2 separate regions of the Homo sapiens genome follow, and region 2 is linked to region 1. Evidence: chromatin contacts called from ENCODE Hi-C data. All regions are on one chromosome and are shown on one strand. Each heading gives the region's core, a stretch centred on a gene start or an enhancer-like site at or near the end of the contact. The rest is flanking DNA. Distances are from core to core; before and after follow the strand shown.

Evidence for each region. A loop is a pair of places that touch in the nucleus more often than their neighbours do. Pooled maps may share reads with other maps.
Region 2: a loop to region 1 is called in a map with no recorded cell type, with 4 times the contacts of the local background. The contact joins the enhancer-like site here to the promoter of ZBTB44 in region 1. A Hi-C loop is called at or near these places in 5 of 37 single-sample maps with no recorded cell type and 7 of 50 pooled maps.

What each region holds. Positions count from the first base shown.
Region 1 is chr11:130,312,444-130,317,736 of GRCh38, reverse strand. ZBTB44 (zinc finger and BTB domain containing 44) reads left to right here and starts at 2,820. Exons shown (of 8, transcript NM_001301098.2): 1 at 2,820-3,362. It overlaps ZBTB44-DT (ZBTB44 divergent transcript), which reads right to left and starts at 2,744. Exons shown (of 7, transcript NR_148980.1): 1 at 2,622-2,744. RefSeq lists silencers at 1,727-1,786, 2,697-3,526 and enhancers at 2,087-2,186, 2,357-2,456, 3,617-3,666.
Region 2 is chr11:128,717,408-128,722,700 of GRCh38, reverse strand. All of the region lies in intron 1 of FLI1 (Fli-1 proto-oncogene, ETS transcription factor), which reads right to left. Among named protein-coding and RNA genes, the nearest start is that of SENCR, 24 kb to the right of the region's middle. RefSeq lists enhancers at 3,514-3,723, 4,242-4,761. Within about 2 kb of position 2,085, at least 11 of the 41 ENCODE cell types and tissues checked have a DNase peak (open chromatin) inside an H3K27ac peak, as active enhancers do.

The DNA.
Region 1 (5,293 bases), core at 1,571-4,070:
AAACCCGCAGCTAATATCACACTGAACAGGAAAACATTGAAAGCCTTTCCACTAAGATCTGGAACAAGACAAGGATACCCACTTTCACCACTCCTATTCAATATATTTCTGGAAGTCCTCACCTGAGCAATTAGGCAAGAGAAAGAAATAAAGGGCAACTGAATTGGAAAGGAAGAAGTCAAATTATCCTTGTTTGCAGATGACTTGTTCTTATATTTAGAAAAACCTAAAGACTCCATCTCTCAGAACTTTGATGAACGAATTCAGTTAAGTTGAAGGATACAAAAATCAATTGATTTTCTTTTCTTTTCTTTTTTTTTGGAGATGGAGTCTTGCTCTGTCGCCAGGCTGGAGTGGCACGATCTCGACTCACTGTAACCTCCACCCCCTGGGTTCAAGTGATTCCCCACCTCAGCCTCCCAAGTAGCTGGGACTACGGGCGCGTGCCACCATTCCCAGCTAACTTTTTTGTATTTTTAGTAGAGATGGGGTTTCACTATGTTGGCCAGGCTGGTCTTGAACTCCTGACCTCGTGATCTGCCTGCCTTGGACTCCCAAAGTGTTGGGATTACAGGCGTGAGCCACCACACCCAGCACAGTTGATTTTCTATATGCTAACAGCCATCAATCTGAAAAAGAAATCAAGAAAACAATCTCATTCACAATAGCTACAAAAAAGCAAAATAAAATACCTAGCAATAAATGTAAGCAAGGAAGTGAAAAATCTCTACCCGGAAAAGTGTACACATTGATGAAAGAAAATGAAGAGAACAAAAAAAAAAAAAAAAAAAAAAGGAAAGATATCTCACGCTCATGAATTGAAAGAATTAATATTGTTAAAATATCCACACTACCCAAAGCCACCTACAGGTACAGTACAATCCCTACCAAAATATCAATGACACTCATCACAGAACTAGAAAAAAAAATCCTAAAATTTGTATGGAACCACAAAAGACCCTGAAAAGCTAGGGCAATTCTGAGCAAAAATAACAAAGCTAGAGGCATTCCTCTACCTGACTTCAAGTTGTACTACAAAGGAAAGCAAATTTTTGTGTCAGTGTAGTAGTTGAGGAGCTGCCACCACAGCCCCTGGAGAAGCACTTAGAAAAGACTTGCCTCATGGTCTTTTATTGACTATCCTGTTAAAGGCACTAGGAGAGGTAGATAGGATTTGACTACTTCATTTCCACCCTGATTCTTGTCCAGTTGCTTACCACCTACATACATTCTCACACATTCCTCACCAGGGCCCCAGCTCATGCCCTTTCCTGAGCCCTGCTCTGTGGCCGCCAGTCCTCTCCCAGGTAAGCATTCCGCCTTCTTTCCCTTCCCCTCTTCAAAACTTAGTGCAAAAGTTTCTGGGCCTAGTTCGCATCTTTCTGATTTTTCTCATCTCTGAAATGGGAATAATAAGAATGATAGTGGGAATAATAATAGAAACCTGTGATAAAACCTGTGAATTACAGTTGCCGTAAGGATTAGATAACATTATACATGCTTGAAAACTTGTTGGAAACTGCGAAGGACTATAAAAACAGAAGTTGTTTTTATTGCCTTTATTCCTAAAGAAGATTGCAAGTGTCAGGGTGTTCAGGTGCTTGGCTGCTTGTCTCTCAGAGTGAATTAATGTGAGATGTTGCCAAGTGTTTCAAAAGGAAAATCCACTCTACTTCAGCGGGACGTCCACCCACCTTGCACAAAACCCTCTGGAAAGAAGTCTTTCGGTTTGCAAACTGGAGGCGTGGGAAAACAGAAAGCGCCCAAGGAGCACCTGCCCGCACCCCGCCCGCCCCCAGGCACCTGGGGCGCTGCCGCCTGCAGTCCCGGGAACCCCTATGACCTCCGGGGGCGGTGTGGAGAGCGCTCGCCCGCCTGGCCAGGGGAAGCCAAGACTTAGGGCCCTAGGAGTTAACTAGGTTGATTGATTTTGCAGTTGACCAAGAACTTCAAAACCCCCCGGGCGGTACCGGTTACTTCGGGGAGGCCCGCACACTTCCTCCGGGAAGGCCAGGAAGTAAGTGATGGTGCAGTAAAAATGACAGATTCACGGTTGTGGAAGAAGTAGGGTATATTTTTGGAGCAGCTCTAGCTGTCCCTGTGTTGGAAGAACGAGAGGGACCTGGGAGTCCGTTTCTCCACTCATCTCAAGAACCGCACGTCCTGCCAGGTCACCGAGGCAAGTGCTAGAACGGAAGAGAGCAAGCACTGCGAGGAGGCCCGAGGAGCCACGCAATCCAGACACCCGCCGCATGTCGCAGTCCGCCCAGGACGGGGGCGCGGGCTCACCTGTCTGCGGGGCGGCCCTTGGCAGGCCTGTTTCCATGGGTGAACAATGGGCACCTTACCAACTAACCTCCCTCGCCGAAGAGGGGCTGAAGTGTTTCTATTTCGACCTCCCTACAAAAACTACCCGAGAAAATAGGAGTTATGTTTTTAGTTCGAAGAAAAAAATAATGCTATAAATGTGACTCCTGCGGAGAAATGCTTCTCAGGTGTGAGAGGGGAACTGGGTAAGAGGACGGCTTAGAGGAAGGACAAATGGGACAGGGCTTATGGGGCATGTGAATGTAAATCGGCACATGTGCGCACATATGCAAAAATACAGTGTCAAGACTCACGGCCTTTCTGGGTCACGCAGGCTCCACCGTCTAAGGAGACGGAGTCACCAACAGTACAAGTCCCGACGGCCAAGAGGGCCCATTTTCTGCGCTTGCGCAATCATCACGTTTCCTTCCCCGCCCCGAGCCCCGCCCCCGAGCGCGCTCCGCCCCGCCCCCTTCTCCTCCCCTTCCCCAGCCAGGCCGCCGGCGCAGAGCATTGTGGGACACAAACAAAGTGCCCCCAAACAGGCTGGAGTGAGCGGAGCGGCAACGGCGGCGGCGCCGGCCGCACGCGCGCGGCGGCGGCTCCCTCCCAACCTCCCCCTCCCCTCCCCTCAGTCCCCTTCCCCTTCCCCACCCCGCCCCGCTGGGAACACGCGAGCCGTCGCCGCGCTCCCCAAACAACCGCCTGCCCTCGGCCAACCGTCCCCAACGGTCGCCAGCGCGCGGCTCCCGGGCCCCCTCGCTCCTCCCCTCTGGCCCCTCCGAGCGCTGGGGGTGCTTCCCTCCCCGCCTCCTCGCACTCCCACTCGCGGGCACGCCGGTGGCTGTGCCGCCATGCCCCACCACAGGCTGCTCACGGGCCTAGGCGCGGCGGCCCGAGATAGGGGCCCCTGAGCCTCCCGGGGGAGGAGAGAGGCAGCGAGCCGCGCTCCGCCCCCTCCCCCCGGGCCGCCGCCGCCGCCGCCTCGCCGCCCCAGCCTGGCGGGAGAAGGAGGAGGAGCAGCAGGCCTCCGGGCCCGGCGCCGCCGCCCGCAGGTAACGGGGAGGGGAGGGCGGGCTCCGGTCGCGCGGGGGACGGCCCCTGCACGCTGCCCGTGGCTGACACCGCGTGGCCCCCACCTGGCGCCGAAGGGAGCGGAGAGCCGGGTCTGTCAGCCTAGTCCGCGCCGGGAGACACCCCACGGGATCCCCTCGGTGGCATTTAATCCTTCTGGGAGGAGACCGGCCTTGGGCCCCGCGGTCCCGGAGCAGTTACCCCGACCTTCCAGGGAGCTGCCCGTCCTTTGCACGCCCATTTGCCCAACACCCTAACCCGGAGCGGCCGGAGTGTTGCCACCTCTCACCTGGTCGAACCCGGGAGGCTCAGACCTGTTTTTTTTCCTCCTTTCCCCTTCTGCTTTTTCTCTGGTACAGAAAGAAAAAGATGGCACTTCTTTAAAAAAATATATATATATATATATACACACACACAAACACACACACACATACACACACACACACACCTCTTTTCCTTTCCTTCCTGAGGATCACTCTGCATCTAGTCGTTTTATTGCTGGCCTAATCAGAAAAAGGGGTTACCTCGAGAAATGACAGGTACGTTAGAACTGATTAAAAGGAAATTGCGTCCATGTGAGTTCTATGAATCCAAGCAGAATTTACAATAAAACCCCGTAATTGTGTGCTTTTTTTTGGAACTTACAAAAATGAAGACAAAAACTTAATTTCTTTTTCAGCGTGTAAGTAGATAATCTCTTGAAGTCAGGAAGAAATTCTCCATAACTTCCACTTATTTTCTTAATGCTTTATTTGGAGATCGGCTGATACCGGAAGCAAGCTGCACGATTTTGATTTCCTTTTCTCTAGGTGTTCAGTTGGAATTCTTGGGTTTAAAAAATACTGTATAAATCTTCATTTCCCCCATTACTTCACTTGGACTGTCAGTGGATTAATAATAATTTTACCTAATGTAGTTTCCCCTTATCATAGAATGTGAATATAATGAACGTAGTCCTTTAGTTTTGTATTTTAGGATTATTAGTAATGTACTGATTAATTATGAAAACCAGATTATTCATTTTGTGCAGTACTGCTTGGCATTTTTGCATTTGTAATTATTTAATTCTCAGAACAACCTAATGATGCAGATATTATTACTTGAATTTTATAGAAGTGACAAACTTAGTGATACGAAGAATTACAACTTGCCTTAGGGCACACAACTAGTAAGATAGTTTAGATTTCAACCCAAATATAATTCCAGTATAGATGTACTTTCGTGTACTTTCTACCGTACTTCTCAATAGAAGTACAATTTTATTAACTTTGTTATGAAAAATTTTAGTCGTATAGAGGTTCGTTCTATACAATTGTGATCGGTTATTCATGCAATGAATAAAAATGCTAATCAATGCAATGAATAACCAACTCAGTGATTAGCATTTTTGCCATATTGTTTCCTGTCTTTCTCTGTATGTGTGTAATTATTTGAAAGTAAGCTGCAAACACTGTAATCCTCAAATATTTCGGCATGTGTTTCCTAAAAATAGGGACATTCTCCTACTAACCCCAGTATCATTATTAATGCCTATCAAAATTAACAACTCCATCTTCAAAATTCCTCAGTTGTTCCAAAGTGTCTTTGAGGGTTCTGCCCCCAGTTGTAGTCAGTCAAGATTCATGCATTGATTGCATTTGGTGATTAAGTCTTTAGTCATTTTGTAAAATGAAGAGTATCCATCCCCTCTTCTTTTTGCAGGGGAAATTAAATAGGATGAATATTCCCTCCCTTCTTTTTTTCTGACACGTAATTGACCAAACCAGTTGTCTTGTAAAATATACCCACATTCTGGATTTGTGCCCTCCTAATGTCATTTCGTTTATTCCTCTTTCTCCCTGAATTTCCTATTAACTGGAAGTTAGGTGTAAAGGAAGGCTTAATTAGCTTAAAGTAAAACTTCCTTTGGCAA
Region 2 (5,293 bases), core at 836-3,335, 1.6 Mb after region 1:
TCTAGCAATATTAATCCACCACATCTCAAGGACTGTCATTTTTGTTATAGAATACATCTTTGATAATTTATACATTTTTGGAAGATAGTTGCACTTTCCTGTGGAGGTCACGCAAATCTCTTGGTTCAAATACAGGTTAAAAATGGTAAGATTCTCCCCAGCAGACAAAGCTGCATTGCCTGAAGTCTGAGCAAGCAAATCCTGCAGTGTTTGCTGGCACTCTGGGCAGTGGGCACAGCAGGAATGGCATTGTGAGGGCCACCTCTGGCTAAGCAGCCAAGGTGTCCATAATCACCAAACTGGCATCTCCAGGCTGCTCTGCTCCTTGCCTGAACATCCTCCTCCTGCCCTTCTCCCTTCTCCGAGAAGCATCCCTTGACCTTGTCAGCTTTTCCTCTGCTTTCTCCCCTTCCTCTCCTCCATACCCTGTCAAAATGTTTCAGGTTTTCCATATTCCCAGGACCTTGCTAGGCTCAGCCATATAGTAAATGTCATATAGTCGTGTGTCAAATGTCATATGGTTAAGTCACGTCAGGGGGTAACTTTTACATTTTTACATGAACCTCCTGGACGTTCAAAGGAGTGAACCCATGGCAAGGATTTCAGGCAGACAGAAACGTGATGGAGGTTTCTGCGGGGTGGGTCTTTTGGAGCATCCTACCATACTACCTGGGCTGCCTCCCTCTAAGACCAGCTGCAGACAGACAGGAGAAGCATTCCCACTACTCAAGATGACCAGGGAGCCTCTGACTCTAGCCACTTAGTGGGGCCTTCTTAGGCAGGAAGAGGAGGGAAGCAGATCCCTCAAATTAATACCTGGCCTGAGTCACTGGGCTTGGGATTCAGAGTTTGGAAAGTCACCCAAATGCCTTCATTCCCAAACCTGACCTTCTAGAGAGCCTGGAGCGGGCAAGCTTCAGATTCATTTGTGTCAACATGTTGTTTGGTTAATGTAGCTGAGCATCTAGGCCCATTTTCTTAGAAACAGGAAATCCCAGAGTGCCAAGAGTAAACATCCCAGCCCCCAAAGGTTTGGGTTCATGTAGGAACTCCCTGACCACAAGGGTCTGTGGGTCTGTGTGCTTGAGCCAGGCATGCTCTTGCACCCATAATTGATCTTGTATAAAGAGATGGTCTCTCTACAGCTCAGCAGCTGGACTGTGAGACTGAACCATGCTTGAGGCTGGTTGGGAATAGGCTAAGGACAGGGTCACAATTTCAAACATAAAGCAAAAATGTATTAGGGCCTTTTATAACTTGACAGGCATCTCCCCTGCAATCCCCACCACAGACTCTTCAATTCTAGTTTCTTCTCTTTTTATTCTTTGTTTCTTCTGTGACAGCAGGGACCTCGTCTGTCTTCGCCTCCATTCTTCCATCCCTATATTCTACACCGTGCTGAGAATAGGAGGTGCCAAGTACAGGCTGGCGGAATGAATGAATGATTGAGTGGATGGCACCATGTGAATCAAGGCAGCAGAAGAAGGCATCCCTGAAGGGCTTGACCATTCCAGCTGTCTGTGGTGCATCCTACAGGGGTGAGCTCCACATAGTTACTAGTCTTAAGGGGCTCACAGAGAATTAATTCTCTCTCACGAACTTGCCAGCCCCTAGTTGGCAAGGACAGATTCTCCAGAAGCTTCTCTGGATTAGTTGAGAGAGCTCAGGTTAGCTGGGGCTGGAGGAGAAAACACTGGCTGTGCAGAACTTGACTGGGTGGAGGGGGAAGGGCCGGGGGTGGCCAGAGGCGGCTTCTGTTGCACAGAGGTCCGGCTTGCTCGCCAGACAAAGAGCCCTCAGAAAGCACCTTCCCCACCTCCGCCACACACAGAGAAGGCGCAGAGGGCCTGGCCTCTTTCTTACAAGGAGCCCGGCTGACCCTGTTGCTGTGAGGGGCAGAAAGAGAGGCAGGCAGCTGCTTGGAGACGCGGGAGTCACTGAGCAGGGCCCGCGGAGTCTGACAACGGAAGAAAAGAGGCAACCCTTCTATTATTAGTGGCTGCTTTCCACGTATGTGTAAATCAGACAGCCTATGCAAAAAGAGGCCTCCTGGTAGCAGGAAATTCAGAGTTGTGGGTGTCTTTGTGCTATCAGATCGGGCCCTGGGCTTGCCTGCAATCCGGTCTTGGACGGGCTTCCATCTGGGCTGCATTAAGAGGCACAAGGAGGTGAGCGAAGGCCCGGCTTGGCCTCCCCACCCCCCAGTGTTTCTGGTTTTATGACTCTAGGGGGACTTTGTGACTTTTTAAACATCGTCTTTTCAGCATTTCACGTGGGCTCCTTTTTAGAGCCTATACTGAAGATTTTATGAAAATACAAAAGAGATAAGGCTGCGTCTGTTACAAAATGCCATCCCAGGTCCAGAAGCTGGGCATAACTAAAATAATATATACTATTCCAGAGCCCAGGACTTGACTTCCGTGTTTAGTGGTTTGCTGTACTTCCATCAGAAGTAGTGATATAGTGTAATATTTAATGATACAGGAACATGGCCGTAATTTAATATAAAGAGAATAAAAGGAGGTTACAAAGCAATATGATTCTGGCTAGATAAAATAATACATATATGTCTATATATTTGCATTATAAAGACCGGAAGGAAGGGCACCAAAATATGAATCGGCTGCTTTCTGTATTGTGAGACTATGCGTGCTTTTACATTCTTATTTTGAAATTTTCTATACGTTTTAAATTTTATACAAGGATGAAGTGACACTTCTGCAATCATTATTTTAAAGAACTTAAACGATGCACGTAATGAGTTTTAAAAAAAAGTAAGCCAAGAAACAGAGAAGAAGTAGTAGCACCTGCAGGATGGGCTTACTAACTTAGTCCTGTTTCTCAGCAGCCTTGGGTGGGTTTTCCATGTCCCTTGTCTCCCATGGCCCTGACTCCCTCTCCTCCCTTTTTCCTTGCCCTGCATAGCTCTTGTCCATTTCAGCCGGTGACTCCATGCTGCTGGAGCACCTTGCTTTCTCACAGCACTGACCTGCCCAGCGCCTTGCCCTTGCTTGTCCCAGGAAAGCAAATGAGGCCCCAGAAACATGAGTAGACGGGATGAATGTAATTCAGCTCCCAAAATTTGCAGTAAGTCTCCGTTGCCCTTCAAGTCCACCAGAGATCGTGCCAGTCCTTAGAGCTTAGACTGAATGCAGAGCCCTCGCTGTCTTTGTATAATGCACTCTTTGACAGCTAATTAGGTGGATTTCAGCAACTTCACAATGTCACATCTATCAGAGGCAGGCAGCCTGAGACTCCCAGGGGAACTTATTCAAGCTATAAGTAAATAAATATTACAGATTTTACACACACACACACACACACACACACACACACACACACACGGGAAAAGGGGAGAAAGAGTACACACACACGCAGACCATTTTGTCCTCACAACATTACGAACTGTTTTTTTTTTTTTTAATCTAACTGATGAGGAAACTGAGACTCTGACAGGTCCAGTCACATGGCCGGAAATGGCAGAGCTAGAATTTGAACAGGGTCCTGCCTGTCTCCAAAGCCTGGACTCTCCACCAAAATGCCTTCCCCTCTCCCATACTGCAATCCAGGCAGGCCACTGTGGGTGTAGTGAGTCCCAAAGCTCCGTAATTACAGGGTTCAACTCTGCCTCCAGAATAACCATGACAAAATTTGTGGAAATGTTCACAACAGCTCTTTACTTCCAGGTTCTGAGATCAGAAACGGAAGTTTCAAAATACCGAAAGTTCGTTTATGTTGAACATAGTGCTTAGGCTAAAAGCAGGAAGTCCAAGAAAGCCTGATCTCATGAGATTTTTTCAGCCCAATTTGGATCCACATCTGCACTTCTGGATTTTCCACTGAGTCTAACCTCAGCTGCTCTGCTGGTCTCACCGAGTCTGCACCTCCAGCATGGGGCACAGATAAATAACACAGTCGACTGCTATTCACTAAGATTTACCCAGGGATTGGCCTCTTGAAAAGTAGTGAGCTTGGACAGGCAGTAGAAAGGAACAATTGAAATTTGAAAAATAGGCATTTCTTTTCATAAAGCTAAAAAAACCCAAACCAAAACAAACAAAACTCTAAACAATAACTCATCCAAATAATGGTCTTGCTGTTGTCTCCAGGTGCAGGAAACAAGTGAAAAAGAATCTTACCACCTACTCCTTCCCGCCCCAGTCCTGGTTTCTCCATTGGTCAGTATCCGGCCAGCAGAGGGGAGGAGAAGGCAGTGGCACTTAGTGGTGTGCCTTGGGCTGCCAGCTCTGGGGGAGCCTCTGAATGTTGGGGAGACTCATTCCCGTATCCCCACTCCCATAGCTTGAGGCACTTTGGAAAGCAAGTTTCTCATGTTGCAGATGAGGAAACTAAGGTTAGGAGAAGTGGAAGGATTTGCTCAGACCACACACATCTAGTGACGGCAGGAGCTGGGATTAGAACCCAAATCCACAAAGATGTGGCCTCTTTTTTGAATCATAATAGCTGCCCTGCCTACCTCTCAGCATTTGAATGGATTAACGGACATGATAGGGTTTGCAAATGACAAACATAAAGTAAGTGTTAGTTGCTGTATCTTGACATATTCCAGGTAGTGGCTCAGTTAGTCTTGCTGGTGCTGTATTTAATTTGGGTCCCATTCCAAGTGTAGAGTTTTCTGGGGATGCCATTATCTATGAGGCTTCTCTGCCAGGAGGGCTCAGAGGCCCCCAAGGGAACACTCCCTATACACACAACATCCCCAGCAACACCTTAGAGATCCTTTTGGGAACATCTGGAGGACTTCTGGATCACAAAGATCTACAGTGCACTGTGGTGTGAGCTCCTCTATTCAGGGACTAGAACTCATTCTTTTGAAGCACAATTTCAAATCAGCCACACCCAACTGCAACAGTCCAGGAGAGGTAGTAGACCACATCTTAGAGCCACCCCTTTTCAACTTCAGGCACCCAGGCATGCAGGGGTTACTGACTTGCTTTGTAAACCTGTTCAAACTAGGTGCAAAGTGGATGTAGCATGACACATTTAGCAGATGTATGGCCTGGAGTGAATGATTTAACTTCTCTGAGCCTCAGTTTCCTCATCAGAATGTGGTAATTGCAATATATACTCCTGGGTTGGCAAGGGAAGTAAAGGGGATGTTTATAAACCGCCTGGCATGCACACAAACAAAGGCACTTCCTGCCTGCCCTGCAGTCCCAAACTGCCCTTTGGGGTAGACCCTCAGCACCTACATGCCTTAGAAACAGCATCCCTGGGCTCCAGAAGGACCTCCAGAATCTGGAAGAGCAAGTCCTTAAATCTTGCCATATAC